Regions from separate parts of the Mus musculus genome. Here region 2 is linked to region 1. A link is a loop called in an ENCODE intact Hi-C map of the cell type or tissue named here. Cell type or tissue: heart. All regions are shown on one strand.

Evidence for each region. Hi-C counts contacts between places; a loop is a spot of excess contacts. Peaks named below come from ENCODE experiments on the same cell type or tissue, not always from the same donor. Only the 100,000 strongest peaks of a DNase experiment are listed, where the experiment ranks them.
Region 2: a loop joins it to region 1, with 5 times the contacts of the local background. A loop is called at or near these places in 2 of 42 quality-filtered maps.

The regions. Positions count from the first base shown.
Region 1 is chr19:36,551,516-36,559,515 of GRCm38, forward strand. It overlaps Hectd2 (HECT domain E3 ubiquitin protein ligase 2), which reads left to right and starts at 3,124. Exons shown (of 21, transcript NM_172637.3): 1 at 3,124-3,400. The coding sequence starts at 3,269. It overlaps Gm41838 (a long non-coding RNA gene), which reads right to left and starts at 2,524. Exons shown (of 2, transcript XR_877830.3): 1 at 2,337-2,524; 2 at 1,410-2,219. In heart, a CTCF peak has its summit at 3,364; DNase peaks (open chromatin) are centred at 2,856, 2,896, 3,176 and 3,526; H3K4me3 peaks cover 2,689 bases; H3K27ac peaks cover 1,539 bases; H3K27me3 peaks cover 288 bases.
Region 2 is chr19:36,406,013-36,414,012 of GRCm38, forward strand. Pcgf5 (polycomb group ring finger 5) reads left to right here and starts at 3,736. Exons shown (of 10, transcript NM_001368691.1): 1 at 3,736-3,897; 2 at 5,944-6,224. The coding sequence starts at 6,113. It also overlaps the pseudogene Gm9042. In heart, a CTCF peak has its summit at 3,760; a DNase peak (open chromatin) is centred at 3,679; H3K4me3 peaks cover 2,959 bases; H3K27ac peaks cover 2,067 bases.

The sequences.
Region 1 (8,000 bases):
ATAATCCCACCATTAGAAGCTTCTAAAGAAAGAGTTGTATAGGTGTAAACAGTATCTGGGTACAGTTTTGGCTTTTGTTTTTAATAAAAATAAGTAAGAAATGCTCTATCTTTGTGTATGTGAAAAACAGAAGTCGTGAACAGGGTCTTAGAGAACATCTCTAGTTGAATAGAACCTATTGTCTACAACTGCGTGTTTGCTTCATTTTGACGGCCAGTGTGTTCCACTTTCTTCTGTAATGCAACAGATTGGATGCATTTTTCTCCAAAAAGTTACAATCATTGTACCCAAGGAAGTATGCCAAACACGGTTAAAAGAAGTATATTTATTGACTTCACTACTTCAGGACCAATACTCAATTGGAATATGAAAAAGACGCTTTCCTTAAAAAGTGTGTCGCAAGGCTGATGAGATAGCTCACTAGATTAAGGAGCTGGCTGCCCAGCTTCACATCTGAGCTCCATCCTCAGGGACTCAGACAACAGAATGAGAGAACTGCCTCATGCTGCCTTCTGACCTCCACATGTGCAACATGGCACATCAAGCGATAAATTAATGTGATAGAACCTTAAAAGTAAGTCTGAAGCACACATTTAAAATAGACCACATGATCATAATGATTGGTTAGGAACCATTCTTAAATGCTCTTTCAGAACCAATTTTGCTGTTGTTCAGTACACTATTATTACTGTGTGTAATTAAAGGGGTGCTCTGTCAGCTAGACTTTCCATTGCCTTCCAACTCTTATCTTTGCCATTCATTCCTCTTTGGATATAATCTCTCTAAATCCCATTTCATTGCCCCATGCCACCCCGTTCCCCTTTAGGTCTTTTGCCTTCCTAAATCAGATGAAAAACCTGATTGATCAAGTCCAGTTGCATCTGGACTTAGAAAGGTCCCCACACTTGACCATTACATTTGGTGTCACTGAAAAGCGTCTTCAGCACATCTTTATGCATAGCAGCCAGAGCTCTGTCTGACTCCCCTCAACCCCCAGATCCAGTAGGTACACACAAAAAGTTTTTCGTGACAGTTGCCTTACAAGTTCTGCCAGAGTTATCATTCTAGCTTACCAAGAGCACCCCCATCTACCTCCCAGTCCTTACCCGGGGCTTGTATGAAAGAGACTTTAAGTGGTACATTATGAATCATGTATTTAGTAGGAAGTGGAAACAAATTCATCATGATGCTTATCTTTCCTATATAGAGCTCCCAGCAGAATAAACCAATGGGCTTGTTTCCATTGCCTTATCTCGTCTGGAGCAGTAGAAATGAACACTTCTGACTTGCCAGTTTTTTTGCCAATATCTAAATATTTTTGTTCTATTGAATGTGACTAGATGTACAGACACACTTTTATTTTGTCTCACACATGAAAAGTGAAAGCATAAGGCATGCGATCCAACTCGTTTCTGATCCAAGTATTTTAATAGCAAATTACTAAATTTGGTTGTAGACAATAGGAGAGATAACCCACCATCATTTCAGAATTTATTCTACCAGTCTAGACACAGTAGCATGGTACATCTTGAATCGTATTTAAAATGAAAGGTTGGTTTTACAATGTTTGTTACCAGTTTTCAGCATGCTGGCCTGCTAAAAGAAAACAGATGTCTATGAGATAGTCCGGAGATTTAAGAAGAGAGGTCTAAAAACAAAAATTCAAGAAAAAGGAGACAGAAAAGGGTGTTGCAAAGTAGTGCCTGTGTCATTTGGCTCTAAAGATTATGAAATACCTGGCTACTTTATTCTACTTATTGTACACCTTTTGTTATTAATAGAGAAACGATGGTGACAGCAATTATATTAAAACTACAAATACTTCCTAGAAATAGAAGCAAACTTTATAATTTCCAAAGTAATACAGTAGGCACTATCCGATTCACTTTATTGCTTGCTACAAATTCTGGGCTTGAAAAACAACCTCATGCCAGGAAGAACTGTAACTATTTATTTAGTTCTGCGGACTCTGAATTATATAAAATGACAGTCACCAAATCCCCTCTGAATTTGTTTCAGAGATATTCTTGCTTCTTGTATTTGGAGCTGAGTATTCTTGGATTAGAAAATTCACTTCACCATGAATAAAATAACGAAGTCTCAACTAAAAATCCCAAGACCTCAATGTCGAGAAATTCTCTATTTTTAGTAAGTGGTACAGTGAATACTTCCTCTCTCCCTTCTCCTCCATCAGCAGGTGTCTCTGCCATTCCAGCAGACTGATAAAAGGAAAAGGAGGGGGCGAGGAGAAAGGAAATTGTCTAAGTCGTCGTCGGGTGGTGGAGGTGGGGATATTTTAACATGACGATTTAAAGTAATTTTTTAAACGTTCTTACCCAGAATTTATTACGAGGTTTATTATGGATTACTCAGCAGTTTGGATCTGTCCATCTGTAACTTATAAACGGAAGGGGACAAGGGATTAGAGGGAACGAAGGACGGCGGGGGGCGGGGAGAGCAAAATGTAGGCGCGTGGGCACGGAAGGGAGAGGCGGACTTGGCAGTCATGAGGGACCGCGGCTCAGAAATGGAAAGTGTGGCCTGGCCGTCCTGCCCTGGAGTGTGTGTGGGAGGGGAGCACGGTGTCGCATTGTCCTCTCCCGACCCTAAGCGCTTCTCCCGTAGGATGAGGCCAGGAGAGGACACGGGGAAAGAGTTAGTCATAAGGATGCTCAGGTGAGCGGTCTCCCAGTCTCCCCGGCGCTGGAGGCACTGGAGGAAAGATCAGGGGGCAGACATGACCCCGAGTCCGCTTCCTGAGCGCGAGTTTAAAGGTCAAAGGCCACCAGCTGGGTCAAAGGTCCCCGGCTCACCTGCCACTCCAGGTGAAGGGAAAGCCAGGGTTAGAATCCGTGTCACAGCCTTTACAAGGCCTGTCGCCCTCCCACCACAGCCCGCGACCAACATGGCGACCAGGCGCCCCCCAGCTCCCGCCCCGCGCCGTCTCCTCAGCGGTCCCCGCGCGTGACGCGGGGCCGCGGTCTGAGCCCCGGCCGGCGGACCCGCGGGAGCGGAGCGCGGCCGAGGGCGCGAGCCGGGCGCACGCAGGGGGTGGGCGGCGGAGCCTGGCGGCCAGCCCGGGGGCGCGCGCACACGCGCGGGCGCGCGACGGGCCGCGGGCGCGCGCGGGGGCGGGGGCGGCGCGGCGGCGGCGGTTGGAAGGAGCCCTCTCGCGGCCGCGGCAGCAGCAGCAGCGCCCGCCCCGGCTGCAGTCCGGCCGCCGCTGCCGCCGCCGCCACCGCCTCGCGCCTCAGCCGCCCGGCCAGACATGAGTGAGGCGGCTCGGGATCTCTCGCCCGGAGCGCCGCCGGCGGTAGCCGCGGCCGCCCCGGAGGAGAGGAAGGGGAAAGAACCGGAGCGCGAGAAGCTGCCGCCCATCGTGACGGCCGGCGCAGCCGCGGTAGGTGCGGCGGGGGCCGGGGGGCGCCCTGGGCGGTGGGTTGAAGGCGGCCTGGAGAGGGGACAACAGGGAAGTTGCGCCTCGAGGGCAACGGCCATCACTTGGGAACCGCGCCTTCCACGCTCGGGGAGTGGGGTCCGCTGCCTGATGCTGGGTGTTTGCTTGTTTTCGGGGGGTCTGGCTCCCGACTTTCTGCTGAGGGTCGGCATCCTCTGTTGGATGAGCATGGGTGCCAGTTGGGCGTCAGGGAGGTTTTCCCTGAGTGGGAGAACCTGCCTGTGGGCGCCAAGGCAGCGCTTCCCTTCGCTTTTGCGGTCCTTTCTCCCCTCGGGTTGAACAGTCTCAGAGAGGAGTTTCCTCCTAATTCTGACCTTTCCGTTGCTATCCGGGTAGTGGGAGGCAGTTGCCTCCCTGGATGCTTTTATTTTTTTCATACGGTACTGACGTGTGATTTGAAGGAGCGAGGCTTTTTCTTCTTTTAAAACTCGGCTATCCAAGCTTAATAAGCGTGGTAATTTCCCAGCTGGATTTTGCAAGGGTTAATTTGGAAGGCGCTCTCAGCCTTCAAACTCCATACTGCCAAATGATGTCATGGGACATCATCCCCTCTCTCCCTTCCCCCTGTTTGTACTTAGTGGTTGGGAGTCTGGTTGCTTTATGATTAACTTCTGGTTTTGACATTTTTATTTGACATAGTATTTAAATACTTTGGGCAAGTTTGCTTTCAAGTATTTAAAGATTATGACTTGTCAACGCATCTGTACGTGACAAAATAGTAAAAGTTTGGGGAATATTATACATTTAAAAAAATTTCTACTTGCAATTAGTTTCTAGAAGCCGCCCTCCTAAATGACTAGGAACTTACTAAAATAGCTCACTCTTCTTTATAAAGTATTAGTATCAGAATAATGTTATGATTTGGTAGGTTTTTCAAAAATGTCTGAAGCCTGTAATAACTGGAAATTGTTAAAGACAACTCTTTTATCATAAGTCAGCACAGCAGATTTGGACAGCAATGACACACATTTTAAAAGGATAACTACAACTGATTGGTAAATTGCAGCTGTAGTTAGGAATTACCTTGGGAGATGCTTTGAAGCAATTTGTCATTCATATTGTAGTCTGTTGGTGCACAGGGTTTTCACAGCTTTTTATGTAGGACTTCTTAATGCCAATGTAGTTTGTTTGTTTCAAGTCTGGGTATGTGTCTAGTGTGTGTATACGTGTGAGTATGGGTATATGTGTATGGAGGTCACATATACATGTGACCTGGTGTTGGTTGTCACCCCATGCTTTGGCAGTTTTTTCCTAAGGTGGTTATTAAGAGGGAAAATGTAACATCTGCTTTTAGAAGCAATGTTATGAGTTTAGTGTCTAACAGCAAGTACCTTTCCCCAAATTATTTATATATAGTGAAGAATATATTATATATAGCAAATAATGTCTATTATTTATCAATATTATTTACATATAATTTCAGTGGAACTGAAAGAAAGGTTTGGAACTTAACAGAAGCTGATACAGTGTGGCTGGAAGTCTAACATTTGTTATCTGAAGCACATAGGTCTTAGTAATTTCAAGTTTTTCAGATTTTAAGAAAGTAATCCTTTTAAGTATTACCACATGTAATAACTACAGTGAAGTCCTGGCCAATTTCCTGGCATCAGTAGTATCTAAAACTGTAGCCAATGTATTGTTTGTTCTGTTCAGTGGAATAAGGTTAAAAACTCTTACTTGCCTTATGGCATTTCAAGGCACATCCACATTTGTGCTACCAAGTGAATTGCAAAGACACTCTTTTTCAGGATGTAGACTAGTCAAAGAGCCTATAGTTTAAGAATTTTTAAAAAATCTTTGAACATGGAGGATAAAAACAGTTTGGAATAGAAAACTTGGGATTCTGAGGCAGTTTCTGGTGGTGCCTTAAAATTTCTTTTGACCTTGATACTGCTGTTGGATTTTTCAATGGAAATTTTAAGAGGAAAATGCAAGTATGTATTGCATATTTTTCAAGAGGATTTTCAGAGCTGAAATTTTGAGGCATCATGATAAAAAGCCTAAGGAAAAAAAATGCTGACATCTGAAGATGAGGAAAGCCAGGGCATCTGGGATGACCGGATTCTCCAGTAGAGTGGGGAAGACTTGATGGAATGTGGTGGAAAGAGAAAGACAGTTTATTGCCTCCTAGTTTATTTCTGAACTCTGTAGGGCTTAAGCAGAACTCAAGGTTTGTTTAGTATCCTAATTGACATCAGGAACTTTGGGGACCCTTTTAGTGATTCTTCCTTTTTGCCCAAATTAATAGCTCCACCCTTCCAACTTGAGTTTATATTTCAATTCAAGTGGCCCTGTAATCATGTGGGGTTTTTTCCCTCAGAAAATTAGTGTGTCATGGTTATGACGGTGTAGAAACAAGTAAGAGTGACAGCTCACGAAAATAAAGAAGAGGTCAGATTATGCTGATCCTAATAAGGCCAAAAAATATAAGCTATATTCTGAATGTTTAAAGAGGGGTGCCATGATGGGAGAGAGAATGGTAGAAACTGTAAATTCTGATACTACCTCTATGCCAAATTCCATTCAGAAGATTCCTGACACAGGTCTCAAACGAGACTGACTGTAGAGTTACTTTGGTAGGATGTTGGTCCTGACTCACATCCCACCCTAAGATACCAGTTTTCAATCTGATGCACAGTAAAAATCAACTGGGAAGCACTATGACGGCCTAAATGCAAGCTTTTTTGTTTGTTTGGTTTTTGGTTTTTCGGGACAGGGTTTCTCTGTATAGCCCTGGCTTCCTGGAACTCACTCTGTAGACCAGGCTGGCCTCGAACTCAGAAATCCACCTGCCTCTGCCTCCCAAGTGCTGGGATTAAAGGCGTGCGCCACCATGCCCGGCCCAAATGCAAGCTTTTTAAATCAGAATTTCTGAGACTGGAGACATATTTTTCTTTTAACTTCTTGGTAAAACTAAGAGTGAACACTGATGCTGTAATGTACTGAATTAAAAGCTATGAGCACAGCTCAGCAATCTGTGTTTTAAAACTACACCCTCATCCCAAATCTGCTTAGCAATAGCTGTCAAAGTGGTTCTATGAAAGATGGGGTGCAGGGGTTAGTGAAAGGGATGGCTGTTTAAGTGTCTCAGTGAGAGATGCTCAAGAGGCCCCAGGTGATGGAAATTAGACATACTGAATTCACTAAGGCTGGCAGATTGAAATGGAGACAAATATGTAAATTAGTGATTTAATACAAATATTAGAAAAACATGGTAAATAAAGGAGAAAATACACAAAGGAGAGACAGAATTAACTGTGGCAAGTAGGGACGAGTTTTATTGCTTCCTTCAGTATTTAATGGGCTGAATGGGAAAGAGAGGTTCTCACTGGAATTGACTATACCAAGGAATTAAATAGATTCAAAAAAGATAAATTTTATATAACTAGGGAGGTGAAATCAGTTTAAACTGTGTGTGTGTACATGCGTGAGTGTGCATGTATGTGTGTGTACATGTGTATTTTGCTGAGGATCAAACTCAGGGCTTTGTGCACATGCATTCTATCACTGAGCTACATTTCCATCCCTAGTTTGGAATTCAAAGGGAAGCTTGCCCCCAAATAGAAGATGAGGAACTGTGCCAAGTAGGCAGTAGAAGCGTTTAAGAGAAAACACAAGGTGTGTGCAGAGGACAAGAGTGACAAGTTTGTGTTGTGTATGAATGGGCTTGCTGGAACCTCTGGACCATGATGGAGCTACCAGTCACTGAACATATGTTATGCTTAGCTTTGCACTAACTGGGGTAGAAACACAGACAAGGCTTAGCCAGAATGTCGCACCTCCGGTGATCTGGGGCTAATGGATAACAAGCAAATCAGTATGTAAAAGCCACAGTAATTCTAATGTTCCTAGTTATACAGGACCAGTTAGTTCTACTTTAAACAGTGGGAACTTAAAATTTTGAAAACAATTAGGGGAAAGGGAAAATTGGCTTTCTGTTTAATTGGCAAATGTTCAGGGGGGTGTGTAGTATGTTTTTGTTGGGATGTGTTACGTTGTATGTACATGTCTATGGACCAGAGTCCTTACAGAGTTTATACATGGTTCAGAAAAGATGGTTGGTAAAATCTTATCTCTTTTTGTTAATTGATCTCAATAAAAGCCCACTGGAACTCCCCCCCTCCCCAGAAAAAGCCACAATAAGCTACAGAAACAGTTTGCAATATGGAGATGATCAGTGTGTGCAGAGCCATGAAGAAAGGCCTTGAAGTAAAGGTAATTATTTAAGCTGGCTGGCCATTGAAGGAATGATAGAATCTGAACGAGCGAAAGGAATATGTAAACAGTGGGGAAAATAACTTGAGAGGCCTTAAAGAGAAAAATAAATTAAGTAACAATAAAACAAGCCCAATGGAAACTTGCCGAGGACTTGTGGGAGTTATGTAAGGATGCTCGAGGGCTGGAGAAGGTTGGACATTTCCACTGTGGTTAATGGGAAGCCTTTGGAATTCCTCGAATAGAGGAACAACATAATGAAGTTGTTGGTAGTGTGTAGTTAAACTGGAGGAAGTAGGAGGAAGAAAGTGAAGGAAGGAGGGTTGTG
Region 2 (8,000 bases), 150 kb before region 1:
GAGGCAGAGCTTTGACAGTGGAAGAAAATAAGTGCAGGGATTGAGAAGAGGAAGAAGATGGAAGCAGATAGGGTTGAAGTGAAAAGACCAAAGTACTAATCCCTAGTTCCAGCCATCACCACGTGGCTGTTCTTAGTTGCTTCTTTCTACAATTCCTCAGAAGGTTGCAAACTGTTTTTTGTTCGTGAATGTTTCTAAACTGCTCTTCTGAAGGCCCTGAGTTCAATTCCCAGCAGCCACATGGTGGCTCACAACCATCTGTAATGAGATCTGACGCCCTCTTCTGGTGTGTCTGAAGACAGCTACAGTGTACTTATTTATAATCGTTAATAAATCTTTGGGCCAGAGTGAGCAGGACTGAACAAGCGGGGTTGACCGGAGCAAGCAGAGGTCCTGAATTCAATTCCCAACAACCAGATAAAGGCTCACAACTATCTGTACAGCAACAGTGTACTCATATATATAAAATAAATAAATCTTTCTAAAAAATGAGTGGTGGAAATGGGTGCTGTTACTAGCTCTCCTCCTCTTCTGCCCCTTCTCCATCCATTTGTGTAGGGTGGGGAGGCAGGCAGTTCTTAAGTTATTCTGTTAACTGTGTATCCCATAACTTCATGTACTTGAGAATTTCTAAAAGGCATAAATAAAACTGAACTGATGCTTTTGTCTTGGCTCAACCCAAATCAGCTGTGATTTTTGGATTTGCACTTTGTGGGGGGTTGGGGGTCTTGTGTCTGTAAAATGAAGTGAAACATTCATGTCCCAGTGCTATATACTTAGAGCACCAGGAATGCGTTGATCTATCTTGCCATTGTTTTTGTTGTTATTTTTAAAAAATATTTATTTATTTATTTATTTGTTATATGTAAGTACACTGTAGTGTGTCTTCAGACACTCGAGAAGAGAGCATCAGATTTCGTTATGGATGGTTGTGAGCCACCGTGTGGTTGCTGGGATTTGAACTCAGGACCTTTGGAAGAGTAGTCAGTGCTCTTAACCACTGAGCCAGCTCATCAGCTTCTTTGTTGTTATTTTTAATCAGACTAATGTTTATATTTTAAATTACTTTTCCGTGGGTCTTATTGTTTTATTTTCTCGAAGCACTGGGAATTTATAGCTTTGTATCTGCAGGGCAAGCAAATCACTTGCTTTTTTTTTTTTTTAAATAACTTTTTTGGGGTAAGAGACTCAGATGGTTTCTAAAGAAGAGAGAGAAGAAATCGCAAACTGGTGAATAAGAATTGTCCCATTTGAGCCAGATATTTGAATGCTTACTTATCAAGTTCATCAGGGGTGGGCTTTCAGGTTTCAAAAGTACATGCCGAGCCCACTCTCTCTCTTGGCCTAACTGGGATCAGGAATTAGCTCTTAGCTACTTCTCCAGCCTGCTACTTCACACCTGCCTGCCACCATGTCCTCTCCTGGGATGGAAATGAGCTAGTCCCTGGGGCTGTCAGCAAGCCCCCAGTTAAGTGCTTTTTCTTCCAGAAGAGTTACCGTGGTCTCTGGTCTCAGTTTCTCTTCACAGCAAAGAATGGATGACTAAGACACTGTTTGGCTTCAAATGTAAGTAGGGACTCAAAACACTGGTGTCCCCACAAAGGATGGGACCCAATGGCATCTCTCAGTCTTACTCCAGCATCTCCATTTCCACGGCCACCGCAGGGGACTGCGTAGGGCTTTGGCATCAGCACTCCCTCTCTCCCTCCTTTGCTGGGGTATGTCCTCCCGGAGTCCGAGTCCAAGATCATTTCTGAAAATACTGGGCAGCTCACTTACCGATCACCAACTGCATTCCTCTCGGAGTTCTCAATGTTTGTACTCCTGGAAAAGACATTTAAAACACTTGCAGACACAAACTAGAACAATATTAGGCCATTGTGTGTGTGCTACAGTGTATATAACAGGATCTTCCATTTCACATTTTAATAGAACTTAGTGTGCAATCCATTGCCTATTTTATTTTATTCTGGTTTTTCGAGACAGGGTTTCTCTCTGTGTAGCCCCAGCTGTCCTGAAACTCACTCTGTAGACCAGGCTGGCCTCGAACTCAGAAATCCGCCTGCCTCTGCTTCCCAAGTGCTGGGATTAAAGGTGTGAGCCACCACTGCCTGGCCCCATTGCCTATTTTAAATATACTAGAAATAGGTTGGCTTTTCTCATTTGGATACATTCAGTATGAAAGACATGAAGCCTACAGTCACTTGACTTGTTTTCTTTTGCTTACTGTAATTACTGTGTCTTGCAGAAGTCATCCCAACCTTGAGTCGGAGTTTCAAAAAGGGGTCCTTAAGAGGATTATAATCACTTAAAGCTCTGTATTCTTCCTGCAGCGATATTCAAATGAATTTGTTTTACCTGCATCTAATTTACCTGTTTAGTTATAAAAATGGCTAGTTTTAAAGGCATCCTGTTCTGCCCCGTGCATTTTAAATTTGAGGTATATCTCTGGACACCTGTGCACGCCTGGATTGTTGTTTTGTTCTTGAAGTCACCTCCGCAATCTGTCACTAGCCAGAGGTTCTGCCTGTCTGGAGGAGATAAAGCGAATGCTCTGCATTCTCTCCGAATTCTTCAGCCACCTTTGCTCTGGCTCGTACAAAAGAGATGCTGGAACTGCAGCCCTGATTCTCTTTCTGGTGTGCAAGATTGAAGGTTACTTTGCAGCTTGCGCTTTGGAGAATTCTCCTTTGATATTTGGTTAGTAAGTGATGGCTACCTTGCTTTGCCTAGGATCCTAGGGATCCTAGATTATAGTCTTCTAAGAAGTGAAGTACTGGGTCTAAGTTATGCTCAGTAGGAATTTATGAGTTTGGGGAAAGCAGTAGGAGAGGAGTATAGGTCACCTTTCAAGGAATCCTCCTTTTCTGTTAATGAATGGTGTCTCCGAAGTCTCAAAGTCCACTAGAAAGAGCACTGGGGTTTTTGTTTGTTTTGAACCTTGCAAACAGCAATAAATTTTTACCACTTTACCTGTATTTGTCAGTGATTCTGATTGCTAGACCTATCATACTGCTACAAGTTCAATGGTGATTTCTAAATAAGGTTCATTGCAAGCCAGTGTCTTCATGTCCAGTACGGCCTCGTGGGTCCAGTGTGGAGAACAATGCCTCCTATGAAACTGTTCTTCGATGTCTTAAGTTATATTTATTTATATGAATGTTTGTGAGTTTGTCCTCTGACCTATAGAGGTCAGAGAACAGCTTGCAGGGGTCGTTCTGTCCATTCTCTCCTTCCGTTGAATGCTGAGGACTGAGCAAGTCTCCTCAGGCATGGCTTCAAGTGCCTTTACCGGCTGAGCCATCTCACCGCCCCAAGGAGAAAATTCAGTGAGGTGACTCAGTGCTCAACGCTGACCATTGCTTTTGAACCGGCCAGGCAAAGCGTACTGGTCATTGTTAAGACTGAAAACAACCCTGAGAGGGATGGCGAGGATAAGAACGGAGATAAAATTCGGCCACAGCTACGTGTCACACAGGAGCAACAAGGGTGGGGGGCAGGGCACTCAGGGTGTCCCAGGCGCCTAGGAGGAGCACGAGCCGGCGGGCGTGGGCTGGGGGCGTGGCCGGCGGGAAGGGGCGTGGCCCACGAGGAAAGGGCGTGGGGACGGGGCGTGGTCGGCGAGAGAGGCGTGGCCTGCGGGCAGGCGGGCGGCTCTGGCGGTTGGAGGTGGGTGGAGCTGCCCTTGGAGGCGGCACCGGCCTGGCCCCGAGGCCCGCCGCGCCCTATCGCGCCAGAGCCGAGTGGCCCCGCGGAGCCCGCGCGCTCCCGCCTGCTGGGGGAGGGCGGACAGGGCGCGGGGGACCAGACAGGCCGCGGCGGGCGCTGTTTCTCTTTCGCTTTCCCGGGCTCGGAGGCGGGCGCGCCGGCGGGCTGAAGAGCGGCGGCGGCCGCTGGGTAGGTACCGCGCGGGGGCGGCCCGGCCGCGCGCCAAGTTTGCGCCGGCGGCCGCGGCGCCCCAGACACCTGCCGCGCCGGGCGCTGGAGCCGGAGCCGCTCGGGGGCGGGGCGGGCGCGCGGGGTTTCGGGGCAGCGCTCGGGGGCGGCGCGGCCGGCCCGCGGAGACTCGTCCTGTCCCGTGGTCCCCGCGCGAGTAGCCCCGGCTCCTGAGCCGAGCACCTGCCCGGCGGTGAAGGGCTCGAACCTCCGGGACCCGCGCCGGCTGACGCGGAAAAGTTGCCGCCGGCCGGCCGCGCGACACCGCAAGCGCTCGCTTCCTTTCCGTGTCGGGGTGACAGGGCTCTGGGCTTGGGATTGGGACTGCGTTTCCCACCGGTTTGCCTCGAGCGAGCGCTCACGTAAGTCCTGGGAGCAAGGGAAAGTCGAGAGAGGAGCGGGGACCCAGGCGAGGATATTAATGCTTTGCTGAAGGTCACGAAGGCCAGAACCCCGACATTGCAATTAATTAAATTACACTTTCTGTCATATCCTTGACACTATTTTCCCAAGGAGTAGACGCTCCGAGCTTATACCCTGAACGTTCACAGTGAGGGTGTGCTGCTGGAATGATGCCTTCTAGACTTTTCCAGTTATTTTATACTCGCCTATGTGTTAACAGCCAAGGTAGTGGAAAAGTTTCTGCCTAATGAGTGAGATTCGTGTAGGATGAACCTACTGAAATCAGCATCTTCATTGTTTTCTAAGGTCATCTTTCTTGTAGGGAATTTGCAAAACTTTTTAAATAACCTAACAAGCTAGTGATTAGTAAAATTCTAAGAAGAATTAATGACATTTCTTCAGTTTTCACTGTTCACTATTTCATTTAATCATCGCCTTTCTAGGTCGCTGGAGCTCTTATTTTTATCTTACAAATAAAGCAATGAAATAAATAGCTACTTGAGACTAACTGTGGCTGGTATCTGTTAGAACTTTCTCACTAATAGAGGAAAAAAAGAATGAATTTTGGTAGAGTGCTTGCCTAACATGCACTGTGCCTGAGTTTGATCCCTGTCACAGTGCAAACTGGGAGTGGTGGGTCACACCTGTATTACCGGCATGCTAAAGGAGGAGGAGGCAGGAGGATCAGAAATTGAAGGTCATCCCCTCTAAACCAGGAGTTGTATGCCAACCTGGGCTATAAGAAACCCAGCCCAGAAAAATAAGAATGAATGAATGAATGAATGTTAAATCAGTGAAAAAAAGTAACTGGGGAGAAGTAAGCATTAGCAAATAGGGATTACAGTGAGGATAGTGTCAGAGAGGGACACAGGGACAAGGATGGTGCAGTGATGAAGAGGAAAGGCATGTTGGACAGAAGATAGGAGCCTGCAGAGTTTATATGGTGGGAAGAGTGGTCCTGTCAGTGTACCTGAAGTGTTGAAGGAAAGGTTAGAGTCAGTTTGCAATGGAAACCAATTAGGAATGTGGTTTACATCTCATGGGACAGGCTAAAAACCTTACATGCTTTTTCTGTTTACAGAGAGGAAGCGCCGACTTTTTATTTTTTCTATTTGAGAAGTACTAACTGTAATAAATAAATAGAATAAACCTGATAGCAGAATGTCAGATGCCCTGCCCGGAGGGTATCTGTCTGAAGAGGGGACATGCACATCATGTTGATTTGACTGTTAACTGGACGGAGAGTACAGAATGGAAATAGAGACCCTTTGGTAGGGGGTTGCTGACTTCAGTTGTGAGACTTGGTCGCTTGTATCGGCAGAGGCTCCTGATAGGAAGTCAAGCAGGTAGTAAAAGCCCAGTACTGCCGAGGAGCAGCCTTAACTGGGTTCAGCAGCTTTGGGTGCCATGAGTTGCAGTGGTAATTGAAGCTTCATAACTGGGTGAATTTGGTAACTCTCAATTAAATGAGAGTAGATTTACAGGTTAATTCTACAATAAAGGTTGTGTCCTGCTCATCACATTTTGACCCTGAAAATGTACTGTTAATGATATTAAATGCAGTATAAGAAATGTGATGCCTTCTCTCTGTGACTTTGGGAACAGGTATGAGAAAGAGAACCGCCAAAAGGAGTGAGTGATGCTCAGTGACCTGCGCTCAGGCTGGACGCTCGCGCCTCGGGACTCCTACAGGAACATTGCGCTAGCTCCTGGGAGCAGCTTTGCATCTCCTTAGTGCTCCTCTGCTTCAACTGCTCAAGCCAGCTGACCTCGAATGGCTACCCAAAGGAAACACTTGGTGAAAGACTTCAACCCTTACATCACCTGCTACATCTGTAAAGGCTATCTGATCAAGCCCACGACAGTGACGGAATGCCTCCATACATGTACGTATTTCTGTGTCCTCCGCTTTCTATGTGAAACCCAAATTCACCTAGGCGTGCGTGCGTGCGTGCCTTTAAAACTGTTGTGCTCTGTTTTGGTCTGGATTTTTAAGATTTAGAAAGTAGTCTTAATTACTTTCAAATTAATTTTCAGAATATTTGTCACTGGTATGCTAATAGCATGAAGTTTTCCTATCAGTTGAATCCTAATACATGTTTACTGTGTTTTTTTTTTTTTTTTTTTTTTCAAGACTGGGTTTCTCTGTATAGCCCTGGCTGTCCTGGAACTCACTTTGTAGACCAGGCTGGCCTCGAACTCAGAAATCCGCCTGCCTCTGTCCCCCAAGTACATGTTGACTTTTAAACCCAGTTTGTAAAATGTTCTTTAAAAGGCTTTAAAATGGTTATGAACTTGCAAAAAGCGAAGTATTTCAGATTTTTAATATTTTCAAAAATGACCCTGAAGGAGTTGGCTCGTGCCTCTGACTGATTCCTTCCCCAATCACACTATTGTCGGCATGCCCGGAGCATCTGGTAGAATGCATGTCTACAGGCCTACTTCCTGGGGAGCTCCTGTGCCCAGCATCTGCCTTTCGAAGGGTTGGCTTGGTAATTCTAGAGCACGCTCAAGTCAAGTTTGAGAATGTTGTAATATTGCTGTAGCTGAGGAATTTTTAGGATTTTACTGTCTCCTGCCTTACAGAGGGAAAATTGTTTTTTTTTAACTACTTGTATGAGTATACATACTTTCTGTGCTTTCTGTTACTATAATTTTATTTTCTTATTCAGTGAAACTTAATCCCAGTAGCCTCAGTTTAATATCTATCATACGTTCTAAACTAGATGCTATATGTGTACCAAGGCCATTTTAGCTTTTCATCAATCTTGAAGCAGTTTGCAGTGGTTATAGGGAAAGAATATTTGGATTATCCTAATTTTTATATGTACGAAAAGTAAGCTTCACTAACCGTGCTCACAGCTGTTGAGTGCTGGGCCTGAATTCACATGCAAAGCTGTTCAGTTTCTATGCTTTTTTCATAATTTCCGTTGAACGTGCTCCCTCCCTCACGAATGGATAGACTATACCCACAAATGAATGAGCCAGATAGAATCACTAGAAAATTAAAATGATAAATGTTATGTTATATATAGTTTAATCACAGTTTTAAACACAGAATTTTACTGAAAGCTGTTTGAACATACTGAGACCTGATGGGTCTTGTGGTCAGGTCTGGTTACATATACTGTGGAAAAGCTATCTAGTGGTATTGATGAATACTCCCCTGGGATGTTAACTGGCTCACGCTGTTCATTAGCAGTTAACTATGAAATGTCTTCTATGGTAATTTGTCCTTGCCTTGTATTTAATTTGAACAATTAATAATTAACTGTCATTGAAAACATGTATTGACTGCCTACTACGTGTCAAGTGCAGTGCTAAATACAGATACATTCTAGGAAGGGAAACGTAAATAGATTCAATATTTATTGGTGACGAAGAGCATGAAAAGGAGCCGATTGTAGGCAGGGGCAGGGTTACTTTATATGATGTCATGTCAGCTTCTCTGTGCTGTTTATACAGAACGCTTAAGTGGTTGAGCGCTACAGGGAGAACCTTCTAGAAGAGAGATTAGCGAGTAAGATCAGAGAGTTTGACCTGGACTATGCGTGGCAGGATCTAAGAGCATCGTATCAGTTAGAAGGCACAAGTGCGTGCACACATATGCCACCTGTAAGACTTAGGCTTCAAAGGTAGTGTGATTTGGGATGGAGGCAGGG